3 separate regions of the Homo sapiens genome follow, and all the other regions are linked to region 2. A link is a contact called in ENCODE Hi-C or POLR2A ChIA-PET data. All regions are on one chromosome and are shown on one strand. The core of a region is the stretch at or near the end of the contact, and the rest is flanking DNA. Distances in the headings are between cores, read along the strand shown. Region 1 has its middle 41 kb from the start of IER5. Region 2 holds the start of NCF2 (neutrophil cytosolic factor 2). Region 3 has its middle 21 kb from the start of LINC01732.

What was found. A loop is a pair of places that touch in the nucleus more often than their neighbours do. ChIA-PET counts read pairs that join two places held with the same protein, here RNA polymerase II (POLR2A). Pooled maps may share reads with other maps.
Region 1: a map of GM12878 shows a loop between it and region 2 (8-fold over the local background). The contact joins the enhancer-like site here to the promoter of NCF2 in region 2. A Hi-C loop is called at or near these places in 2 of 168 maps with a recorded cell type or tissue (GM12878 and lower leg skin), 2 of 37 single-sample maps with no recorded cell type and 2 of 50 pooled maps.
Region 3: a pooled map shows a loop between it and region 2 (4-fold over the local background). The contact joins the enhancer-like site here to the promoter of NCF2 in region 2. A Hi-C loop is called at or near these places in 1 of 37 single-sample maps with no recorded cell type and 2 of 50 pooled maps. POLR2A ChIA-PET finds 5 or more read pairs at or near these places in 2 of 52 experiments (MCF 10A and OCI-LY7).

Annotation. Positions count from the first base shown.
Region 1 is chr1:181,127,886-181,130,735 of GRCh38, forward strand. No RefSeq gene overlaps it. Among named protein-coding and RNA genes, the nearest start is that of IER5, 41 kb to the left of the region's middle. RefSeq lists enhancers at 967-1,066, 2,377-2,456, 2,707-2,816. Within about 2 kb of position 1,411, at least 13 of the 41 ENCODE cell types and tissues checked have a DNase peak (open chromatin) inside an H3K27ac peak, as active enhancers do; they include GM12878, where a contact is called at or near this core.
Region 2 is chr1:183,589,048-183,592,263 of GRCh38, forward strand. It overlaps NCF2 (neutrophil cytosolic factor 2), which reads right to left and starts at 1,412. Exons shown (of 15, transcript NM_000433.4): 1 at 1,109-1,412. The coding sequence starts at 1,282. RefSeq lists enhancers at 1,432-1,691, 1,802-2,141.
Region 3 is chr1:181,151,667-181,154,631 of GRCh38, forward strand. No RefSeq gene overlaps it. Among named protein-coding and RNA genes, the nearest start is that of LINC01732, 21 kb to the right of the region's middle. RefSeq lists enhancers at 247-2,852, 1,290-1,499 and a silencer at 1,339-1,623. Within about 2 kb of position 1,390, at least 23 of the 41 ENCODE cell types and tissues checked have a DNase peak (open chromatin) inside an H3K27ac peak, as active enhancers do.

The sequences.
Region 1 (2,850 bases), core at 161-2,660, 2.5 Mb before region 2:
CGCGCCTGGCCTGCCTGTGGCTTTATTGAAGGCCTTAGTGGGGACATTGTTAGGTGCCTGCTTTTGCAACACCACCTTAGCAGGACTTACAGAATCTTAACTGGAAAAGAAACTTTAAACTGTATTAACTAGGCCGGGCACCGTGACTCATATCTGTAATCCCAGCATTTTGAGAGGCCAAGGTGGTGGTTGTGGTGGGGCTGGGGGGGTCATTTGAGCTCAGCCTGGGCAACACAGTAAGATCCTGTCTCACTATGGGCAGGGTGGTGCGTGCCTATAGACCTAATCACTTGTGGGGCTGAGGTGGGAGGATCGCTTGAACCCTGGAATAAACTGTGTTAACTGACTTTCCAGCTATGATGCCTGGGGAAGTCATTTAACCTCTCTTAGCCTCAGTTTTCTTGTCTGTACAATAGGGATCAAAATGTTTACCCTGCAGAACTCTTGAAGGATTAGGGATGTTATAGGAAATGACTTAGCATAATGCCTGGCCCAGCTAACCACTGAATGAATGGTAGCTGTTAACATTAACCAATGCGTCATTAAATCTTCTTTTTTGTGAGGGGACTGGGGGATTGTTGGCTCCCCTGTGGTCTGCTCACCCATTGCTGAGGCCCCCTCCTTGGCACAGCCTGTTCCATAGAAAGAGCAGACTGCCAGCCACTCCTCTCCTTCTTCCTGAGGAAGCCCAGTGTCCCCACGGGCCATCGGACCCTTGCCCCTGGCGCTTGAGGCTTGGACACATGGTGACACCCTCTGCTTTTCAGCTGGCAAGCGTGCTCCCTCTCCAGGCTGGCCCCAGGGCAGGCCGGGCAGGGGGAGCTGGCCTCGTACTGGGGATGCTGGTCCTCTGCCCTGCTCCTCTGCCAGCTGGGCGGCTGGGCCCGGCAGCAGCTTGGACTAGCTTGAAGGCCCAGCAGGGGCCTCTGTGGGCGGCAGCCTCCCTGAGCCCCTCTTTTAGCACCGGGCCATCTGGTGCCTCTGTCCCCTTTTGTGTGCCTGCGGGGAGAGGAGGGGAAGTGAAGGGGGAGGAGACAGGAGATCTCTCTGGCCAGCTTTCTTCTGAATTGAGGAGAAGGAGGAGTTTGAGACAGAGGGGAGCAGGGCCTGGGAAAGAGGTGGAGGGGACTCTAGGCTTGGGACTTAGGAGGAAAGGAGGAGGGAGACATGAGAGATGGGGGGGAGAAAGAAAGCCCAGAAGGAACGGACGCTCTAGGATCCTGGGTACGAGAGCTCAAAGGGAGAAGAGAGCAGAGAGAGCAAGCCAGAACCAGAATGCTGTGTGGAGAGGAAAGGGAGTGCTGCAGAAGAGGGAAGAAAAGCACTCAGGAAAGAACGATGTCCAGGAGTTGAAAGGGGTGCAAGACTCTCTCCAAGTACAATGTGTTAAGTTGGTGCCTTATTTCTGTTCTTGGAAAGAGGAAGTGAGAGTGTGTGGGTCGGATGCCCTTCCCTGGTCAGGCTGAGGGTCAAAGGGAGGGGCGGCTGAGACCTGCAGCGTGAATTTCCGCAGAGCAGCCTGGGGCCCAGCCTGGCCCTGCCCAGTGGCCATGCAGGTTGGTTCCCAGTCATGGCAGGCACCAACTGCGGACTCCCTAGGGGTGGGAAGAAAACGTCTCCTACTAATACCCCTTTGATGGGGTTCACCTGGGGAGTAAAAATGCATTACTGAGGGCATTAGAGGCATGACTTTAAAGAATGTCACGTTTGGGATTTTACAGGCTTTGAAGCACCTGTCCCCTGCCGGATGGCAGAACATCCCGTGTCTTCCATCAGGTCCCAATGGCGTGGCATGAATGATGCAGACACAGGAATAACAATAAAAGCATGTGGCTTTGTGCTTCTCTGGTGCCATGTTCATTTGGGCTCACGGTCTGCATTTGGTGTAGTCACAGAGGACACAGAGAATGGGCTATTTTCTCTGCTGAGGACAATACAGACTGGACTTGGGTTGAATGCCTGCCTTTCCCTGGCTCTGTTCCTGGAGCCCGCTCAGAGTTGAGCTCCTCTCCCTGCTGAGTTCTTCCAGGCAGTGGCCCCCTCCCTCTACACTCTGGCCCTGAGGTGTGGTTAGCCCAAAATCTGCCAAGTCATCTGCATAAGGCCTTATCAGGGTCTGTCTTCCAGTCCCATCTGGAAAGTACTGTCCTTGAAGTGGGAAATCTTTGCAAATGAACGCACGACTGAGGCACTGGGAGAGCACACTAGGCATGAGAAAGTTGAGTGTGACTGATTTAGTGCATGTAGGTCCATTTAACATCAACCAAGTGTCAAGATTTTTTTCTTCCACCATTAAGTTCACTTGAAGATCACAGGCTGGCAGCTCTAGGAAGCACTTTGCAGCTCCAGTGCTGGTGTGGGGGTGCTCCATCCTGCCTCAAAATGTCCCTGCAGTGGTTCAGCCCTGCTGGGCTCTGGAGGAGAATGTGCCTTAGACATGCTCCCCGAGGAGCCATGGGGAGCAGGGCAGGCCACGGGGGAAGCAATTGCTGCCAGCGGGGCACGCTCACCTTGAGGAAGGGCAGGCTGCGGCTCAGAAGATCCCTGAGCAAGGTCACCAGATGTGGCCAGCGGACAGCTGACAGCAAGCAGAGATCTTGGGAGATGTCTGTTCGTGTGCATCTGCAGACAGGCTCACAGCTGAGCCACCTGAAGAAGGGCTAGAGATGACTTGCAGCAACTGCTGTGTATCGAGCACTTACGACGTGCAGGGCTTTGCACGGCAGGTGGTCCCAATCAGTCCTTGCAGCACCCTTGAGAAGGATGAAGAAGCCGTGGCCCAGAGAGGCTAAGGGACTTGCCCACCATCACACAGCCAATAAGGGGCGAAACTGCTCTCCAAACTGTGGC
Region 2 (3,216 bases), core at 162-2,661:
CAGAGGTGGGGGGTCCTGCCATGCTCTGCCTTAGAGCCTGAGATTGACTTGTCAAGCTATGTGAGAACATTTCAGTCACTTCTCTGTCTTCCTGTCAGGAGGGTGTGGCTGAGGCTTGTTTACCTACTGTTGGAGTGTGGAAGGGACTGATTCTTTAAGGGACCTGGGGAGTCAACCACTGCCACACCTTGCAAAGACTGGCAGTAATCGGTAAAAATAATAACTAACTCTTATACAGTGGTGTGAAGTTCCACGAGACATTAATAGTTTGGCATCTCACTTAATTTTCATGATATTTAGAAACTCAGGAAGCTGAAAGCCAGATGTCTACATAGGCTACATAGCTTGCTTAAGACTAAAAGTCCAGAGAGAGACAGAGGCTAGGATTCGATCCTAGATCTTCTCCTTCCAAACTCCATACCCTTTCCACCTTACCACAACCAATCAAAAAAATAATTATCGAGAATGCTTAACTCCATACTATGGTATTTGAGTGAGAAAACATAACGAAAAAGATGCGAGACATCCCACACCATGCCCCCAGCAGACATCACTAGTCAATCACAGTACAATTTCCTCTTGCCAGCCTCAGCATCTTTAAAAGAGTCTCCTTTATAATTGATCAGAATTGTCACTTGGGATAAAAGCTATTTTTTGTAAGTGCCTCCCTTAAATCTCTTGAGCAGGCAAAGTCGACACACATGAAAGTCTTGGAAAGCCAAAAGAGGTGCCTTAGAATCAATAATCAGGTGTAAAGCGCTGGGATAGATAGAGATTCTGTGCCCAGAAGGAGTTCTGTGTAGAAGAAAGTACGACTAGGACAGCCTTCACAAAGGTGTTAAAGACACTTGTAGAATGATTTTAATTTAGAAGATGGAGAAAGAGGCAACCCTGGCTGCCCCTCACCTGCTCTCCACCTGGAGAGCTTTTAAAACTGGCTGCCTGGGGCCCCTCCCAGACCAGTTAAATCAGGCTGTCTAGGGGTGGAGCTTGGGCAACTTTTGTTCTTTTCAATCTCCCCAGAGGTTAGGTTTCCGAAATGCAATGGGGTTGAGAATCATAATAACAAATGCACAGAGGAGGCCCGGAAAGAGGCACCTCCACTCACCTTCTCTGCTTCAGTCATGTTCTTCAGGATAGTGTACATGCAGCCAATGTTGAAGCAAATCCGGGAGTGGGGGTCCTGGACGGCACTGAAGGCATCCAGGGCTCCCTTCCAGTCCTTCTTGTCCGCTGCCAGCACCCCTTCATTCCAGAGGCTGATGGCCTCCACCAGGGACATGATTAGGTAGAAACTAGGAGGCCAAGAGAGCTGCCAGGAGACAGAGAGAAGACAGGTTGGAGCGTCTCCCCTAGCAGGGCTGCCTTAGTGGCCCCCAAGGTGTTCACTTTCTGGGCCAGATGAGTAGAATGGGGCCCAGCCTCCCTTAAGATAACTTCTCAGTGTTGCAAATGCATCAGGAAATGTCCCCACCTTTTGGCAACTGACTCATAACCCTACCATGAGAGAGAAAAGGAAAGAAGCAGAGAGAGAGAGGGCGAGTAGGGGTGGAGTGTGGAGGAGAGAGGAAGTACATCAGCTGCTGCCTGAAGGATCAGTTCCCCAAAATGCTTCTGCTCTGTCACCCAGCTCCTCTTCTCTCTCCCACCCCTGTTCTGTGGCAGCTTCTGGCCAAAGTTCTGCTTCTAGAGCCAGGGTAACCTTGGCAGGTAGAGGCACCTCCCTGGTGATAATGACAGGAGGCAGCCAAATGCCTAGGCAGATAGGGGCAGGTCCCTGGTGAAACCCCACCTTCAAGCCAAAAACAGCCTGAAGGCTGAAAGACTAGGCTACTGGTCCCAAATGAAACCCGTGACCTAGAGTGAGAACTTCTGTTCCTGTTTGTCTGCTCTTTCCCAATTAATTATTTCTGACTAATGCCTTTTAACCAATTGAATGTTGCCTTTTCCAGTACTACCTATGTCCTGCCCCTCCCCTATTCTGAGCCCATAAAAGCCCCAGACTCACCCGCACTGGGGGGACTTTCCTGCCTTTGGGTAGGGGAACCACCCCTGCATCCCCTCTCCACTGAAAGCTGTTTTCATCACTCAATAAAACTCCCCACCCAGGCCGAGTGGGCAGGCCATCTCCTGCAGCAGGTAGTGTGGCCCACTGAGGCCTGGGCAGGGTGTCACCAGCCAGAGGTTCCTGGCTTACAAAGTGATGGAGAAAAAATCCTGTGTCACTGGGCCTTGATTTCCACACCCTTGTTAAATGGGAGTGTCAGATGAGAGGATAATTCTTTCCAGTCTTGAATGAATTCCTTGCTCACTTTTTTGTAATCCCATAGGCTGTATTAATATGTTAGTGTTTATCTTGAGCTGAAATTATCATTAACAAATTTTTGAGACAGGATAATCTTTGGAGATCCATCTGATCTGGGCCTGAAATAACTTTTTTTTTTTTTTTTTTGAGACGGAGTTTCACTCTTGTTGCCCAGGCTGGAATGCAGTGACACGATCTCAGCTCATTGCAACCTCTGCCTCCTGGGTTCAAGCAATTCTCCTGCCTCAGCCTCCTGAGTAGCTGGGATTACAGAAGCCTGCCACCACGCCCTGCTAATTTTTGTATTTTTAGTAGAGATGGGGTTTCACCATGTTGGCCAGGCTGATGGTCTCGAACTCCTGACCTCAGGTGATTCGGCCTCCTCGGCCTCCCCTCAAAGTGCTGGGATTACAGGAGTGAGCCACCGTGCCCAGCCGAAATAACTTTTATGAACATTCATGAAGTTCAGAGGGGACCAATTTCCTGCAAATGTCAAAATTGGGAGCCACATGACAGTGAATTATGACTTCTCCCATCTTCCAGTGAAAAATTGAAGAGATGAAAGTCCTGCACTGATGACTAATGGATTTACTAGTCTCTGAAAAAACAGATTTAAGAGTTCTTTCCTTGCTTTTCCAGAAAAGTAAAAATCAGTAAAACCTCCCAGAGGAATAACTGGGGGTAAAGGGTATAGCCAATTTGGCTTGCTAAAATCCAGGCTTCTTTTTAGGTAAAATGCATGTTTATGGGGGTCAAATACTTAGATGCAAACTCTTGTTTTGTAGCAACTGAAAGAATTCACTCATTATCACCAAGCTTCCCCTAAAAGCCTGAAAATAAAACTTAAAAATGTATACTCCACAGTGCTTGTAGGATTGAAGGTGTGAGAATTAAGAAGACATGTGTGTCTT
Region 3 (2,965 bases), core at 140-2,639, 2.4 Mb before region 2:
AACCCAGCGGGCGTGCTCTTCTGAACTCTCCACCTTATCACCTCCATGGATCATATCTTGCTTTGCTGAGTGTGCTTTCTATTCCTGTATCTGCATTTTACTTCCTCGATTAGGGTGTAATCTCTTTCCAAGCAGAAGCTTTCATCTTTTTAAAATGTTCCATTTTTGCATTTTAGCGCCGTGCCTTTTTGCACATAGCGCTTGCTCAAAAAATAGGGATCGGTTGATATTTTATCTACTTTTGTGTCCTAAAAATTGCCCCAGAGTCATGAGCTGAACTTAGCTTACATGAGGTCGTTACTACAAAGTCACAACATGTTTATTCATTTATCTGTTTATGTGGTAGCCCTACCATGACTCACACATCCAAATGAGGATTGCAGCCGTATAAGGGGCACTGTGAAGGCTGACTGTGATTCTGGGAGCCTGTCACCTCGCAAAACATTTTTGGAACTCCTGCTTTGAATCAGTGCCAGAGTTGCAGTGGTGAATCTTCACACCTCCTGGGAGGAGTTATTTTTGGAAACAGTGAAAATCTGTCTGGTCACATTTGGTAGGTGTGGTCATTCAGGGCCTGAGTGTGAGGAGGGATGCTCAGTGGAGTGATAATTAGTTAATATTTAATTGGCCATTTCCAATGTGTCAGCCAGTTTACATCCACTGTCTTATTTTAATCTTAATGTGACCTCTATGAAGTAGGTGGTCTTGTTATCACCATTTTATAGAAAAGGGACCCTGAGGCACAGAGAGTATAAACCACACTCTGTACAGGGACTCCATGGCTTTTTACCCATTATTAAGCTAGTGTAGCAGGCACAGGGGACATACCCAAGTAACCCTTATGTACCCTAGCAGAGATGAGGGACCTGGACACCTTTTTTAAAAACAATAAGGCCAAGGACAGCCACATTTGGATTAGTGGGAGCAGGGGGAGAGTATGGGGAATGCGGGAACCCGGGAGGAGCTAAGAAAACTGGTCAGATCCTGCATCATAGGTGAGTACAGGCACCCCAGGGGGCCCAATGGGAGAGACCAGAGAAGGGAGGAGAGCACTGGGGCTTGTTTGGGAACCTCTGAGTGGGTAAAGATGGTCACTAAAATCTCCAACCAAAGGAATTCTTTTTATGCCTCTCTTTTTTGCTTTCTTAAAATTGTATTCATACTTGCTGATTATAAAAGGAGTTCAAGTTCATCGTAGAAAACTTAGAAAATATAGAGAAGTGATAAAGAAAATAAAAGTCATCTGTAAATGTCCCTCTCCTCCCCCAGGCCTCAGGCTTTGCTAAGACAAGGCCGCTGAGCAGATCAGCACACATCGGGTTATTTATAAAGCTCCCGCCTTCCTCTCCACCCACTCCCCTCTCTCTTGGCTACGGAGAAGCCTTCGGCCAGGACATTCCCTTGCAGCCTACTCAAGCTGCTATATAAAGCCCTGCACTTCTCGGGGCTGGATCAGAACGTTCCTTATCTCTCTGCAGCAGGACGCTGATAATCTGCCCAGCTGGCAGGCGCTCTGAGGTCGGCTTGGGCTGCTGCTCTCAGGGCCTACAGCCCCCGTGTGGTCGTCTTCTCTGGTTCCCACTGAAACTTGGCCAACAACACTAACTGAAACCTCAAATATAGGAAGTTGTTGGCTTGTTTCATTAGAGGGCAGTTGCCAGACAGCTGAGATGAACTTAATGGGCTTGGCATGGGTGACTGGTGTGTCCAGCACATTCAGGCTTAGTGGTCAATACTGATGGCCCATCGTAACGTCCCCTTCGGAAGCAGCTGTGCCAGCTCCCTCCTTCCCCAGCCCCCACCCCTGTTCCATCCCCTCTCTGCATTAGTGCTTGGCTCAGAGTCTTCTTCATCCATATGGCTTCTACAGGCAAAGGCCTTCTGTGGCCAGGTGGCCTGCTGCATTGCAGTGCCACAATTCCAGGCTGGACTTCTACCTAATTGAGAGTGGACCACAGCAGACGTACTTGCTCTGCCTAGAAAATAAGTTTTGTCATGAGAGGCAGAACCATCTTATTGCTGTAAGTCAGGGCAGAGGAGTGTGCAAAAGAGGCAAGGTATTATCCTGAAAAAATACACAGGTTTTAAATCGGAGCTGGTGTGACATCCTAGCTTCTCCACTTAGAAAGAAGTGTGATCCTAAGTAAGTTATGTAACCCCTTCGAAGCCTGGTTTTCTCATCTTTAAAATGTAGAGTGATATTTCCATCTTAGAACTGTTGTAAAATGTAAATAAGATGACATATGTAAAGCACTGAAAACATACATCAGATGGCATTATGGTAGCTATTTTTTTGTTTTGTTTTGTTTTGTTTTTGAGATGGAGTCTCACTCTGTTGCCCGGGCTGGAGTACAGTGGCACAATCTCGGCTCACTGCAACCTCTGCCTCCTGGGTTCAAGCAATTCTCCTGCCTCTACCTCTCAAGTAGATGGGATTACAGGCACCGACTACCACCCCCAGCTGATTTTTGTAGTTTTAGTAGAGACGGGATTTCACCATGTTGGCCAGGCTGGCCTCGAACTCCTGACCTCAGGTGATCTACCTGCCTCGGCCTCCCAAAATGCTAGGATTACAGGCATGCTAGGATTACAGGTGTGAGCCACCGTGCCCAGCCTTATGGTAGCTATTATAATTATTGTTAATAATATTATTATTTATGAACATTTGAATGAGAAAGAGTTGGTGGTTTCTTTTTTTCCTCTTAGATTCAAGATCCAATAGGGAAACTTTTGACCTTGGTTGTTAAGAAACCCATCTAGGCAGGTAGGTGTGTGTTTCCATTGATATTTAAATGAGTTTTTCAAGTGTTGAGAGAATTTTTTCAAAGCAACTTCTGGGCCCTGAGAAGGTTCTGGTTCACCTTCATATTGGCCTCATAAGAATCAGGTCAACCTCATATGAAAAGGCAAGTCGTTGTACCTACTTCTTGGTCAAAATTTAGTAGCAAAATATTCCTGCTGTAAG